Linked DNA regions of Homo sapiens: all the other regions are linked to region 4. Evidence: chromatin contacts called from ENCODE Hi-C or POLR2A ChIA-PET data. All regions are on one chromosome and are shown on one strand. Each heading gives the region's core, a stretch centred on a gene start or an enhancer-like site at or near the end of the contact. The rest is flanking DNA. Distances are from core to core; before and after follow the strand shown. Region 1 overlaps RRAS2 (RAS related 2). Region 2 has its middle 21 kb from the start of PSMA1. Region 3 has its middle 88 kb from the start of RRAS2. Region 4 holds the start of INSC (INSC spindle orientation adaptor protein). Region 5 has its middle 58 kb from the start of PSMA1.

What was found. Hi-C counts contacts between places; a loop is a spot of excess contacts on that map. ChIA-PET counts read pairs that join two places held with the same protein, here RNA polymerase II (POLR2A). Pooled maps may share reads with other maps.
Region 1: a loop to region 4 is called in a map with no recorded cell type, with 4 times the contacts of the local background. The contact joins the enhancer-like site here to the promoter of INSC in region 4. A Hi-C loop is called at or near these places in 3 of 37 single-sample maps with no recorded cell type and 3 of 50 pooled maps.
Region 2: a loop to region 4 is called in a map with no recorded cell type, with 2.8 times the contacts of the local background. The contact joins the enhancer-like site here to the promoter of INSC in region 4. A Hi-C loop is called at or near these places in 1 of 37 single-sample maps with no recorded cell type and 1 of 50 pooled maps. POLR2A ChIA-PET finds 5 or more read pairs at or near these places in 2 of 52 experiments (GM12878 and activated T-cell).
Region 3: a loop to region 4 is called in a map with no recorded cell type, with 4 times the contacts of the local background. The contact joins the enhancer-like site here to the promoter of INSC in region 4. A Hi-C loop is called at or near these places in 3 of 37 single-sample maps with no recorded cell type and 5 of 50 pooled maps.
Region 5: a pooled map shows a loop between it and region 4 (18-fold over the local background). The contact joins the enhancer-like site here to the promoter of INSC in region 4. A Hi-C loop is called at or near these places in 3 of 37 single-sample maps with no recorded cell type and 5 of 50 pooled maps.

Annotation. Positions count from the first base shown.
Region 1 is chr11:14,307,512-14,310,211 of GRCh38, reverse strand. The region is part of intron 1 of RRAS2 (RAS related 2); the gene reads left to right. Among named protein-coding and RNA genes, the nearest start is that of RRAS2, 50 kb to the left of the region's middle. RefSeq lists an enhancer at 1,116-1,245. Within about 2 kb of position 1,416, at least 3 of the 41 ENCODE cell types and tissues checked have a DNase peak (open chromatin) inside an H3K27ac peak, as active enhancers do.
Region 2 is chr11:14,540,189-14,542,888 of GRCh38, reverse strand. It overlaps a transcript of PSMA1 not described here. Among named protein-coding and RNA genes, the nearest start is that of PSMA1, 21 kb to the right of the region's middle. Within about 2 kb of position 1,433, at least 10 of the 41 ENCODE cell types and tissues checked have a DNase peak (open chromatin) inside an H3K27ac peak, as active enhancers do.
Region 3 is chr11:14,269,976-14,272,675 of GRCh38, reverse strand. No RefSeq gene overlaps it. Among named protein-coding and RNA genes, the nearest start is that of RRAS2, 88 kb to the left of the region's middle. Within about 2 kb of position 1,260, at least 5 of the 41 ENCODE cell types and tissues checked have a DNase peak (open chromatin) inside an H3K27ac peak, as active enhancers do.
Region 4 is chr11:15,113,484-15,116,183 of GRCh38, reverse strand. It overlaps INSC (INSC spindle orientation adaptor protein), which reads right to left and starts at 1,261. Exons shown (of 13, transcript NM_001042536.3): 1 at 1,181-1,261. RefSeq lists an enhancer at 1,554-2,087.
Region 5 is chr11:14,577,244-14,579,943 of GRCh38, reverse strand. It overlaps a transcript of PSMA1 not described here. Among named protein-coding and RNA genes, the nearest start is that of PSMA1, 58 kb to the right of the region's middle. Within about 2 kb of position 1,288, at least 10 of the 41 ENCODE cell types and tissues checked have a DNase peak (open chromatin) inside an H3K27ac peak, as active enhancers do.

The sequences.
Region 1 (2,700 bases), core at 167-2,666, 810 kb after region 4:
CCCACCAGCCTGTTGCAGCCCAATAAATGGTACCACCATTCTTACAGTTAATTAGGCAGAAAAACTTGGCATCATCTTTGAGTCTTTTCTGACAGACTCTGTATCTACATCCAGTTTATCTGCAAATGCTGTTGGCCCTCCTTTGGAAGTAAACACGGATCTGGCCACTTTACACCTCCATTCCAGTCACCTCCCTTCAAGCTGCAATTTTCTTTTCATGATTTATTGTAATAGCTTCTTAAGTAGTCTCTGATTTCACCCTTGACCTATAATCCAGTCTTCTGACTGCAGCCAGTATTACTTTTCATATGAAAGTCAGAACATTTTATTCATCTGCCTCAGACCCTCTAGTGGTTTTCATTTCACTTTGAATAAAATCTGAAGTCCTCACTCTGGCCTGCAAGTCTCCGCCTGCCTCCCTGTTAATTTTCTGAACTCATTAACCACTCTCTCATGTTTGTTGTTGTAGCTACACTGGCTGTCTTGCTGTTCTTCAGACATGTTACAGTACTCTCACCGCACTGCCTTTAACTTAATGTTCCCTCTGCCTGGAATGATACTCTAGATCACAGCATGGCTCACTCCTTCAGTTGATCCAGGATTCCCTTCTCCAGTGTCACATTGTGCGTGGAGCCTTCTCTGGCTATCTTATGCAGTATCATATCCTCCCCTCCAACTCCTGCTGTTGCCAGCCCCCTTCATTTTTCTTCAGAGTTCCTATCACCTCTGATGTATTATGTTTGCTTATTTATTGATGGTCAATACTTCAAGAAACTGCCAGCCCTCTAAGAGCCTGGGGATTAGATCCTCAGCTCCTGACACAATGCTTGGCACATTATAGGTGTTCAGTTAGTATTTGTAGATTAAGTGGGGTGGTGAGTGAGCCTAGGGAAGATTCTTGTGGCAGTTTTAGCAGTTTAGTAATAGAACATGTGCTGTGGAAATCACCCCCTTTAATTCTAGTTTTGCTTCTACAGACCATTCTCTGTTCTAGAAGAGGTGAGAAATGAAATTGGGGTTTAGGATATTGGTAGGTAACGGGATAGAGGGGAGAGGAAGTGAAAATGGAAGTAACAGTCTAGACTCTGGGAAGCAAAAGTTACAACTAGAAGTGAGTTGGTTACCTACCTGTTTATGGGGCACCCTTCCATTTCTAAGTTTGGAAAGGAAAAGAGCCAATTTTTGAATACTCAGTTTTAGTTAAGCAGTGTACTGAGTACTTAACAATATCATTTAATCTTCACAATAGCCCTTTCAAGTAAGAATCATTATGATCATCTTTTAGGTGAGGAAATTGAGACTTAAGAGATTAAATAACTTTCCCAAGATGATACAGCAATTAAGCGGGGTATGTAGGTCTGACTGCCTCTAAAATACATGCTCTTTACTTCATAGCACCTGAAGGGGGAGTCTGTGTGCAGTAGTTCACATTTCATGTGGAGCTGTAAAGTACAGAAAATGTTCACGTTTTACTCCTTGTAAAAAACTCTTGAAAGTGTCTCTCAGCTTTGCAAGTAATTAAATTTGGTGTCAGTGAGGAGTGACTTACTGCAAATCCTACAGCTATAAAGTAGCAGAGGTAGGGCTTCAAGCAAATCTTCCTCTTTTAAAATATGATATTTTGCTGTATTCCACAAATTTAAAACAAGGAAGTCCTCGATAGCACCTATAAATTATATTTGGCATATTGTAGGAGCTAAACGTGTCATAATAAAATTATATAGCTGGAAAGAGTCTTAAAGAGGTCATGAAGGGCAAACCCCTCATTTATAGGTGAGAGCCAGGAAAGAGGTTTAAGAGATTTACTCATCTAGGAGCACTGAGCTAGTTGTTTGTATAGCTGGGACTAGAATCTAGCTTTTATTACTAAAGAGTTTATGTTTAATCTGTCTAGGTCTTTCGAAACTCTTGGGTTCCTTCTTTCATTCATGTATTTCAAATTTGAAAGCTACAAGAATTGTTTTCCTTCCATCCATATCTCCTAGCAACCCAGTTAAACCCACAGGTAAAGTTAATCAGTTTCTTGTGTATCTTTCCAGAGATATTTTGTGCACATAAAGCAAATACATAAACTGTGGGTATTTAACAACATATCTTGCAGATTGCTGTATATTAATGCATGAAGTCATTCCTTTTTTTAATGGTTATATTCATATTGAATGAACCTTTCGTAATTTAACCAGGCATTTGCTGAATGACATTGTCCTTGCTGAAGCACATTGTGTTTCCAGTCTTTTAAAGACATTTCACTATGAACAACCTTGTACATATCATTTCTTATATGTGCAGACCTATCGGCAGGATAAGTTTCTGGAATTGAAATTGCTGGGTCAAACAGTATCTTTGTGTATTTAAAAAAAAATGACCTACTTACACCTTTACTCGTAACTTACAAATGGGGCGTTTCCATTTTTAATGAAACGACTTTACTTTTCTATTTGGCAGTAGCAGTTTATAATTTAAAAAAATAATGAATCACTTATTTTAAGGGGTACCAGGATTTTTTTTTTTAAACTGTCGCAGGCTATGTGCTATGTTAGTATGGCAGGTTAAAGAAAGTATAATGGAAGGAGTATTGCATTGGAGTTAGACCTGATTGGAATCCCAGTTCCACTTTGTGACCTTTGGCAGGTTATTTAACTGCTGAGCCTCAATGGTCTCATCTGTAAAATGGTGGGCGCTGTTATCCCAGCTTCTCGG
Region 2 (2,700 bases), core at 184-2,683, 570 kb after region 4:
GCTAGACTCCGTCTCAAGAAAGAAAGAAAAAAATCATTCTGAGAAGGAATCCATTAGCTTCGCCAACCTGCAAAGATGGTTTCTGGCACAGAAAAAGTGAAGAACTCTTGCTCTAGAATTGGAACTATATATCCTTACTTCTCTGGAACTCAGGTTCCTGCCCTGTAAAATTTAATAGGTAGGATTGAATTGGGAAGTCCCTTCCAGCCCTGTGGTGCCATTTATTGTGCAGACATTGTAGGTGGAGGGCAATGACTCTTTAATAAAACACCTCAGGTTTATGACACCAGCTGCTTCTGTTATTTTTCTTCCAAAGGAAGCCATTGTCTGGCAATCATGGGAGGGCTCAGCCAGAGCTTTGTGAAATGTTTTAGGGGGTAGAGGTGACACAATAGGGGAAGGAAACATTTTCTATTGAAAAGCAGTCAATTGCCTTCAACAAGTTGCCAACAAACTGGAAAGTTGTTGGGTTTTTTTTTCCCTGCTTACAGCTGAATGCCAGCCTTTGAAAGGTAAATAGAGTGGTTTAGATGAATGGGTTACAGATGCCCCCAAATGAGGGAGAAGATTGTTTGTACAAAATTAGCAGGAGGAAGGATGCCAAGCATGTAACTGAGCCATCATCATTAACATCATGAAAGGGGAACAAAAATCAGGAAAATACAATCAAATCTTTGCTTTTACAATTGTAAAGGTACTTCCACAATTTTATAATTTTTATTCTGTAATATTTACTTTTTTAAAAGTTTTAACCATGGTATAGAGAATTTTTAATATAGAATTGTTGGGTCTTTTTCAAAATTAAGTAATTATAGTTTGCATTTTAAAAAGCTTTAGCTATTAGCTGTAATAGCTAAAGCTATATACAATAGCTGTAGCTATAAACTATTTGATCATTGTATGCGTTATAATTTTGCCTGGAATCTAATCTTACACAGTGGAAATACTGATAATGCTCATTATAAAAAAGCGGCAATATATTTGCAAAAGCTCCATTAAATATGGACTTTCAAAAAGACTATAGGATATCTGCAGAAAGGCTAGCATATTCTTCCAAGGTTTATAAACTATCCGCCCTGATGCATAGACCATGCTAAATTCTCCATGTGTTTGCAAATTTTCCATGCCATGTGTTGGTATCCTTTGAAATTAACAGTCCTACTCCCTTATCAAGAAGGAGGGGAACTCCTAAGAGGCTCAGACTTGCACTTTTCTCTCCCTAGTGCCTCTTTCTCCAGCTTTTCTGCCTTCCAAAAGGTATCAAGAATGTGGGGGAAAAGAGTGTGGGCAGTGGGGAAGCAGAGTCAAGGCTCCAGAGCCCTGCCAATTAGTTAAAGGTCAGCACGGAAGGGACTGTCTGTGAGAGGACAAGAAAGCTGAACTTCTCTTGAGCCAACTCAACTGGATGGCAGCCAATCTCTATCTCTTTCCTGGGCCAGAGCAGAGCTCCCCCAGTTCTGTGTGCGCCTGCACAAAGACGAATATGTTCTGTACAAATAGGGTCTAGTTTTACCTTAGGTGAATAGACTGAGCCTGGGGGTCAAGGGACAGAGGACAGAGAGGACCAAACTGGTGTTTGCTGCGTCAGAAGCATACAGGCTTATTTGGAAAGACTGAAACTAAATAAAGACTTCTTATTAGCATAGGACTAGAGTTGTGAAATCTGGTCAAAGGGTTTTATGCAAGGATGCCTTTTATATATTCTCATGTTAATGTGGAAAAGTAGAAAAATACAACATTTTAATTAGGGGAGAAAACTATTGTTATATATAACTTTAGAACATTTTTCTTTTTTTAAAAATTATGCTTTAAGTTCTAGGGTACATGTTCACAACGTGCAGGTTTGTTACATATGTATACATGTGCTATGTTGGTGTACTGCACCCATTAACTCGTCATTTACATTAGATATATCTCCGAATGCTATCCCTCCCTCCTCCCCCCACCCCACAACAGGCCCTGGTGTGTGATGTTCCCCTTCCTGTGTCCAAGTGTTAACTTTATAACATTTTTCATACCAGGAACTTTTTTTTCTTTTACACTAGAACATGGGAGTGATACTCCCAAGTTTTTGTCCCCCATCCCAAAATGACAGGGGAAGTAAAATTCTTTTCACAAAAAGTGTACCTTTTTTAAAAAGAACAGTAAGCCAGCATTAGATGACTTATTCTAAAACAATCTTCTTCTTTAACTGGGCTTTTCTGCAGATTTTCTAAGAGGAAAAGTTGATGTTTAACTCCACATGTTCCTTTTTTACGTTCACAATTTTTTTTCACATTTCCTTTCTGATAGGAGTAGTATTTTATTGTTGTGTGAAAACCCAATTGCAATCCATCAGGTATCAGCTTTTAGTAAGGTAGTATGTGTAGAACTGAAAAACAGACATTTACCTCCAGAAATGAAGGGCTTTTTTGATCTTTCTGCATTTAGGCGATCTCAGTTTATTTTCTGGAAGTGTGCGCTGAACCATAAGCAATATCGTATCTCTCCTGAGGACGTAATGTTTCCTAAAAGCCTGTCTAGTTCACTGTGTTTTTCAGAGGGAAAAATCCTGAGGACTGGATCCAACTGGGAGGAGTGTCACCCAGGGTGGCCTGAGACAACGTAGCTGGATGGAGAGTTCCAGTTTTCATCATCTTAGTTGCAAAAAGACAAGGTCACCCACAGAAGGCAACTTTGTGCATTTGTGGGCCAGGCAAA
Region 3 (2,700 bases), core at 11-2,510, 840 kb after region 4:
TTTTGTGCATGGCAGTAATAGGCATTCTGGGGAAATGGATAAATGTGGAGATTTTCCTTTTTTTTCAAATTACTCAGAGTCTAGTGCAGGAAGTTTTAGAGTGATAAAAACAAATGCTGGGACCCACTTTCAAGGCAGAGTAGGAAAAGCATTCAAAAAGTGTTGTCCAGCAGAAGGGATTGTAGCATATATTTCTCCTGGAAAATCTGAGGGAACTTCTTAATTAGAATTGGTGTTTAAGCTGGAGCTCGATGGATTGGTAGGATTTGAGATGGAGAGGAGAGAAGAGTGAGGGTGGAAAGATGAGAAAGGCCCAGAGTTGGCAGAATGCAGGGTGTATTCTGGACTGGAACCTTGGCCTAAAAAGATTCTACATGCAATGGGAAAAAAATATGATAAAATAGACTGGGATCAGGTTGTGGAGGGCTTTAAATAGGATGGCCCTTCTGTGTATAATGGGAAACTGCCAAGGATTCTGAACAGGAGGTGCCTGGATCTAATCTAGTGGTAGCATAATGGCAGAGAAGTGCAAATTTGGTGGTCAGATAGAGGTTGTTGGAATCATGGAATCTGTTCTCTTAGTATTATAAACTCAGTGAGGGCAGAATCACGTCTGTTGTGTTTATATTGCCTGGCATGTGCTGAAAAGCCATTTGATGAATGGATGATTTCAGAAAGAGAGACAATGAAGACCTGAACTGCAGTGACATGGGGAGAAGGAGACTGAACACTGGAGGGATATCCAAGTGATGTTTGAGTCTCCAAAATACTGTCTGGATGACCAGGAAGGTGGTGGTGCTATTAATTAAAATAAGGAGTATAGGCAACTCTCTAGTGATAGAAATTTATGTGACAATCCCATACAGGGTTAGTCCAGGAGGCATTTGGGAATGGGGAATGGGAATTGGAGGTCAAAAGAGGCTGCTCGGACTAGGAATGCAGATTTGAAATTTGTCTCTTTTGAGCTTAGTGATTGAGGAGATAAGAATGGGTAATATCCTCCAGGAAGAGAGTGTTTGAGGAGAGGGTCCAAGGGTAAAACTTTGGGGAAAACAAACATGGGAGGTAGAAGATGAAGAGGCAGCAAAAAGCCAAGAGAAGTAGCCAGAAACTGGAGAGAACCACGAGGCTGTTTTGTGAAGGAAGCCACGGAGGTGGTGGAAAGCATTGAGTGCTGTGCAGAGGATGGGGGAGTGAGAGGCTGCACTGGTCTTGTGCGGTTGCTGATGACTTCCTTAGATTTATTTCAGTCTTCTGGTTGTGGAAACCAGATGATAGTGAGTTGAGGTGTGATTGGAGGCTAAGGATGTGGAGGAAGTAAGTGTGGGCTATTTTGAGAAATTCTGTGGCAAAAGCAGGGCAAGATGGGGAAGTTATCTTGTTTTACAGGGTAGGAGGTTAGAGGAATAAGAATAAGCCACTGCAAGTTACTTAATCACAGATAGGGAGGTATGCAGATCTGGAACTATGTATTCACACCTGGATCCTTCAGCGTTTGAGAAATTTAGAAACCTAGTTCGCAGACTCTAGCACATGCCTCTCTGATGGGGGAGAGTGGCACAGTGCAGCTTCTCAAGACTTATCTGCATTGGAGGGCCAGGTTAAAAGATTGTTAGTCTCCAGTGTTGTGGACTGATACTTTTCTAAATGTTATAAAAAATGAATTATTTGGAAAATAATCATTCTCCTGTATATCATGGCAGTGTCAAATTAAGAGTTTCTAAACACTTGCTTTCAGTTTCTTTATCTCATTTGTGGATCTTATCAGGCTGCAGGTCTTGATTTGGGCAGCACTAGTGTAGTGGGGAAGGGAGCAGGAGAGTCGAGTGTTTTTCACAGGTGGCGCTTTTGACTTCCTCTGTAGGCTAGTGATTCCAGGTTAGAACCACTGAGTAACAGTTACATTCCAACACTAGAAAAAGAGGGACTATGTTTATACCAACTCCAGGTGTTGGAGTCAGTAGACTTGAATAAGATGTTTTCACCCTTTTCCCTTCTGTGAATACTTACAGATTATTTGAGGTAAAGAAAAATTGCTTAAACATGCAACTGCTTAAAATATGAGAACTATTACCAATCAGTTATAAAGACTAGGAGTATTTAGAACAGTATGAGAAAATGTTAATGAGTGCTATCTTATGTTAAGACATTATGAATATTATGAATGTTAAGTGAAGACAAATTTCATTTTGCTCTGATAACTGTAAAATTATGCATGCATATTTTATTTGTCATGACATTTTCAGTTATAAGTGACAGAAATGCAACCCAAACCAGCTTCACACAGTGCATGCATTTACTTATTTATGAAGTGAGGGTTGGGTGGAGTGCAGTTGGCTTTCAATGAGTCCTACAACAGGATACCATCAAGACCCACGTGTAAGAATTGTCTAAATTGTGGAGGTGGAGTAGAGGTGTCTGCTAGTAGGAGAGAGTTTGTGTCGAAGCCTAAGGCCAGAAAAGGTAAAATAACTGGCCCCAACCCTCATGGGTACTCAGGTGCAGCAGTGGTTTGAACCTAGGTCCGTGGTACTGAACCATGACACAGCCTCTGCTCTCCACCCTACAGAGCATGTGAAGCCTTCTGAACCAACAGGGTTTCTAAAGCAGGATGTCATTATTTAAATTTGACATTTTAGTGTAGATCTTTTGCTTTCAGATTTCAAAGGATGTAAATTGAAGAATTAGCTTCATGCTAAT
Region 4 (2,700 bases), core at 12-2,511:
AAAGGCAGTGTTTGGAAGTTTTCACTTCTAAAAGGGCGAACAGTGCTTCTAAGTCCCAGAGCTAAAGGGACAAGATGCTCTCTGGCTGAGCTCCATGGACAGCCTCAGTTTCAGATTCAATGGAACCCCTCAAAGGCACCACATCACCATCTGCCCTGACCCCCACAGCCAAAGTCCCTGACTTAAAATATTCCCCACTGAGGCCAGTTTCTTGGACCCATTGTCAGAGGTATAATATATAGATTAAAAGGGGCAAAAGTGGGAGGAGGCTAGCGGCTGAGGGTGGGGCCACACCAGGGATACATTTGCGCATATGCATTGAACAAAGTGGGTGCATGTTGCATACATGTCGTTGTCCACAGGTATACATGTTGAAAGTGTGAATGGTTGCATGGCTATCCTGAGAAGAGTGTGTGCAAGACTGGTGCACATGGACAGGAATGTGTGTATGCTGAGCATGTAAGCGTGGGTGCACTGCGAGTGTTTGTGGGTGGCCATGGCCATATGGTCCACTCATCCCCTGGCCTCCTGTCTCTTCTCCTGGTTTAAGAGTGGGGTCTCCCAAGCTGTCTCCCTGACCCTGGTCTAGCCAGATGGGGTTAGTCAGAGCCACATTCACTCCAGTGTTGTGTGAGGGCTCTGAGCTTCTGTCCTTCTCCAAGCCCTGAGAAACCAAAGCTGAATGACCCACAGAGAAGACACCCCAGCTGGGACAAGTCAGGTCACCTTAGAAAGCCTGAGTTCAGATAACACTCCCTAGCCCCAATTTCTGCCTTCCTGGGTTCACACTGGCACATCCACTCATCCACATGTGGACTGGCTCAGCCCACCTGGGGGCCTTCCTGCCACACACACAGGCATTTCCACAGGTACAGACACAGTGCACCCAGGGCAGCAGGTGCCACACAGGCAAATACCTGTGGCCCACTCCAGGCCACCACACACTCTGACACACTCGTTCACCCACACTCGCACCCTGGGGCACATGCTAGAAAATTCCACATGTGGACATCCCATCCAGACACACTCCCTCACACTGGCGCAAGCTCCCCTTCACAAGCACTCCCACTGACACACTTACACCTACTATCCAATTAGTGACAAACCTGCACTGTTCCCAACTAGGCTAGCAGAGGCATCACCAGCCCCCTGAATCCAGCTAGGGGAGCTGTCTACTTACTTAGCGTGCGAGACAGGCTGGTAGTGCGAGCGGCCAGTGGTGGCGGGGCGCAGCTGGAGCTCCAGAGGCCGCGCGCAAAGTGGCCGCTCTGCCGGCCCAGCCCGAGAGGCCGCCCCTGGCCCCCGCCCCACCCCCCGCCCCGTTCTCCCCCGCCCGCCCTCTCCGAGGCGGTCGCAGCCTCCCAAGGACCTTCCACAGCAGCGCGCTCCCTGCCAAGCCTTGGTCCCGCGTCAGCCACGGCTGCCTGCTGTCTCCGCGGGACTACGAGGCTATTTCGGTGCCCCTGGGGGGGGAAACATGGCCCTCCCTCCCATCTGCAGGAGCGCTGGAATGGGGACGCGGTCAGGCCTAATTAGAGACCGGGCTCCCCCGGGCCAGGCGGCAGGCACCAGGGTGATCGCCCGGGAGCCGCGAAGCCGTCCAGGCGGGGTCGCCCACAAGGTGCCCCGCATGCCAACATCTGGAGAGGGGAAGGGAATGTGCCGCGATCGTTTCCCTTGGAGCTGAAACAAAACAAGGAGGGATTTGGGTGCAGTTCACTTGCTAGGAAGGAGGAAGCCACCCAGCTTTGATAGACCCCAAACGCCTAGAATGAGACGGTTTATTCACCGCAGGTGCTTCCCTCTGGAACCTTGCTCACACACACCTAAGTCACCCTCCACATCTTGGACCTGCCAAAAATGACGAGGGGTTGTTGCAGAAACTCCTTCTAACTTCGGCACATAAGATCAGACCCCACCCCCCACCCCCCACCCCCGTCCTGGACTCTGTCAAATAGCTAAATCTAGAGGAACTTGATTCCTACCCAAAAGCTCGGGAATGTGGCATTTTTGACCTGGAAGAAAGCTTCCAGATCATTTCATACAACTCCCCCTCCCCCGCCTCCGCCATCTTGCTATGAGGCTCCCAGAGCCCAGAGAATCTTGACCTATTCTTGGAGGTCCTCAAGCAAAGGCAGCCCCTGGTCTCCCTTGAGCCCTGTTCCAAAGCTTGAACTCTCTTACTGACAGAAAGATCTCCTTGACATCTAACCTAAATCTCTCACATGCAAACTATGTCAATTTGCTCACAATATGTATTCAGGGAGAAGGAGCTCAACTCAGTCCCCATGACAAAACGACCACGCCGAGGTCCCACTGCAGCCTTCTCTTCCTTAATGCTAATAATCTCTATTTCTTTTTTCAGGCTCTGGCTGAAGCTAACTGCTGCTCCCTGGACTCGAACACACACAGTAGCTCTCTGATATTAACTCTCCTCCTCAGCTCTCTGGGGGCCCAGGGCTCAGAAGGTGGCCAAATCATTCCTCTCAGACAAGCCAGCTTCAACTCTACCCTCCAGTCATCCAGAACAGCCTGATTCTACTCCCCAAGTTCCCTGAGAGGGGCCTCAGTTCCTGTTTCAACAAGTGCTGTCTAGGGCTGGGGACAGGGCTTGGTGCCGCCTGGCTGGGCATTACCACTGAAACCACAGTCTTACAGACTGTTTGCAGAATCTTCTCTCTGAGTCTGTTTCCGGTAGGG
Region 5 (2,700 bases), core at 39-2,538, 540 kb after region 4:
TGTACCTTGAAGTTCCCTCTTACCCATCCATCAGCCTGGGAATGGCATTTCCTCAGAGAAGCAATTCTCAAACACATGTGGGTGTGTAGCTTGTAGGAAGGATATATCATGTTCACTTGGAGGGCATTTTCAAAGTACATGTGCCTTTGCATCACATGCCCCTCTTGCTCTGAAATTCTAATAGGCCAAAGGTTTGAGGGGGGTTTCTAGGGGAACTAGCATTTTGTAAAAGTTTATTCTTTTAAAGAATAGAGATCTAGACATGGAAACTCTAATCAAGACATACTCCTCTCAATTCCTTAGTTGTTATTAAAATACTACAAAATCTGCATTTATATTATAATAGTGACACCTCTTATAGTTGGTCGAAAGTTGGCCCCAAAAAGGATGTGTCCATGTCCTAATACTTGGCCCCTGTTAATGTTACCTTATTTAAAAAAAAAAAAAAAAAAAAAAAGTCTTTGCAGCTGTAATTAAGTTAAGGATCTTGAAATGAGATCATCCAGATGGATTTTAAATCCAATTCCAAGTATCCTTATAACAGACAGAAGAGTAAAAGACAAAGACAAAGAGGAAAGGCCATATGAAGATGAAGGTAGAGATCGCCGTTACGTAGCTAGAAGCCAAAGAATGCCTGGAGACATCAGAAGCTGGACAAGGCAAAGAAGCATTCTCTTCTAGAACCTTCAGAAGGATCATGGCCCTGCCAATACCTTGATTTCAGACTTCTGTCCTCTAGAATAGTAAAAGGATAGATTTATGTTGTTTTAAGTCACGAGGTTTGTAGCAATTTGTTATGGCATCTCTAGAATGTCAACATACCTTCTTTCTAATAGGTTATACCTAATAGTTACTTTTAAGAGAGGAGACAGTTTCCAAAGTGTTGTATAATAGCATGATGTAAATGAATTTAGGCCAGGTAACTTAATCCCTTTGAGCTGGTTTCTTCACCTAATCCCATCCTCACAGAATGTTGAGATGATTCAATGAGATAAAATAAAACTACCCAGCAGACAACTGGCAAAAACCAGGCTCTAAAGGAAGTATCTATTTGAGAATAGGACTCAACACATGTTGCATAGACACTCTGGTGAAACAAGCTCTCCCAGGAGAAGGCCGGGATAATTAACATGCAATGTCTGGGCCTCTATCAGAATCTCTTTTACATGTAACCACTTACACCCATCTGGTATCAGCTCTTGTTTGTCACCAACTAACCACTGCCCTCTCCTGCAACCTTCTCTACTTCCTGTTTACGTAGATAGCTGCTTCCTGACTGACGAAACTGAATGGTTTCAGCCAGACTGCTTTTCCCCTGGACCCATGCCAAGAATACCTTCTTTACTTTGCATTTCTCATTCTGCTTTCTTCTTATAGTAGAAGCCATCATATTAATGAGTTGCAAACTGCTGCCCTGAGCTATTCCCAGCTAATCAGTTAGTCTTCTTCCTAGCTATTGGATTAAATCAGATGAACACAAGTAATAACACGTCAGGTATCATGTCTGTATCAAGAAATTTGTCCATCCTTTCTTGCTCCAGCCCTGCCAAGCTACTGACAATGATGCTTTTTTCATTTAACTGGACAAGTCATAATGCTGACACTCTCAAGCCCAGCCCTGTCCTGTTTATGTGAAGCAATTCTAACCAAGGCCAGCAGGACAACAAACAATAGGGTTAAACTTGACCAGAACTCCAGATTGGGAGACTATTTTTTTTTAATTATACTTTAAGCTCTGGGGTACATGTGCAGAACATGCAAGTTTGTTACAAAGGTATACACTTGCCATGGTGGCTTGCTGCACCCATCAACCCGTGATCTACATTAGGTATTTCTCCTAATGCTATCCCTCCCCTAGCCCCCAACCCCCCAACAGGCCCCGGTGTGTGATGTTCACCTCCCTGTGCCCATGTGTTCTCATTGTTCAACTCCCACTTATGAGCGACAACATGTGGCTGTTTAAATGATCTAATTTGTGGTTCTCAATATGAGTGAATATGCAAATCATGTTAGAGGCTCTTTCAAACAAACAGATAAACAAATATTTGGAACATGAGTTAGGCATGGATTTTTTTGTTAACTCCTAAGTGGGATAATAACTTTTCCCTCAACTCCAGGCTTATCATCCTTAACACAATAGTTAAGGATGTGAACACTGGAGCCTGACTGTCTGGGTTCAAATTCTGGCTTTGCCACCCATAAGCTGTGTGGCCTTGAGCATGTCACCTAACCTCCTTTGCCTCAATTTCCTCATCTGTAAAACAGTTGTAATAATACCTACATTTGCCAGGGAATTGTGAGGAATAAATAAGTTAACTTGTGAAGAGCACTTAGGCTATATAAATGCTATTATTACTATTACTTTTATTGTTGTTTTATAACTTCTCTGGAGAGACAGGAAGTTGGTCAGAGGGTGAGATGCCTGAATTAGTGATTTCAAGATGAGGCAGGTTGAGGTGATGTGAGGGTTCACAGTATGACAGTGGAAGTGGATAGCAGAGGTAGAATGGAGGAAAGATCATCATTGGAAGGAGAAAATTAGTAGTAGTATTAAAGCATGTTCTTTATGAGACTGGAGTACCTGAGTTCAGATCCTGCCTTCACTACTTAATGGCAGCGCAACCATGAGCAGATTACTTAATTGTTTTCTCATCTGTACCACTACAGAACCATGAGCAGATTTCTCCTCTGTAAAATGAA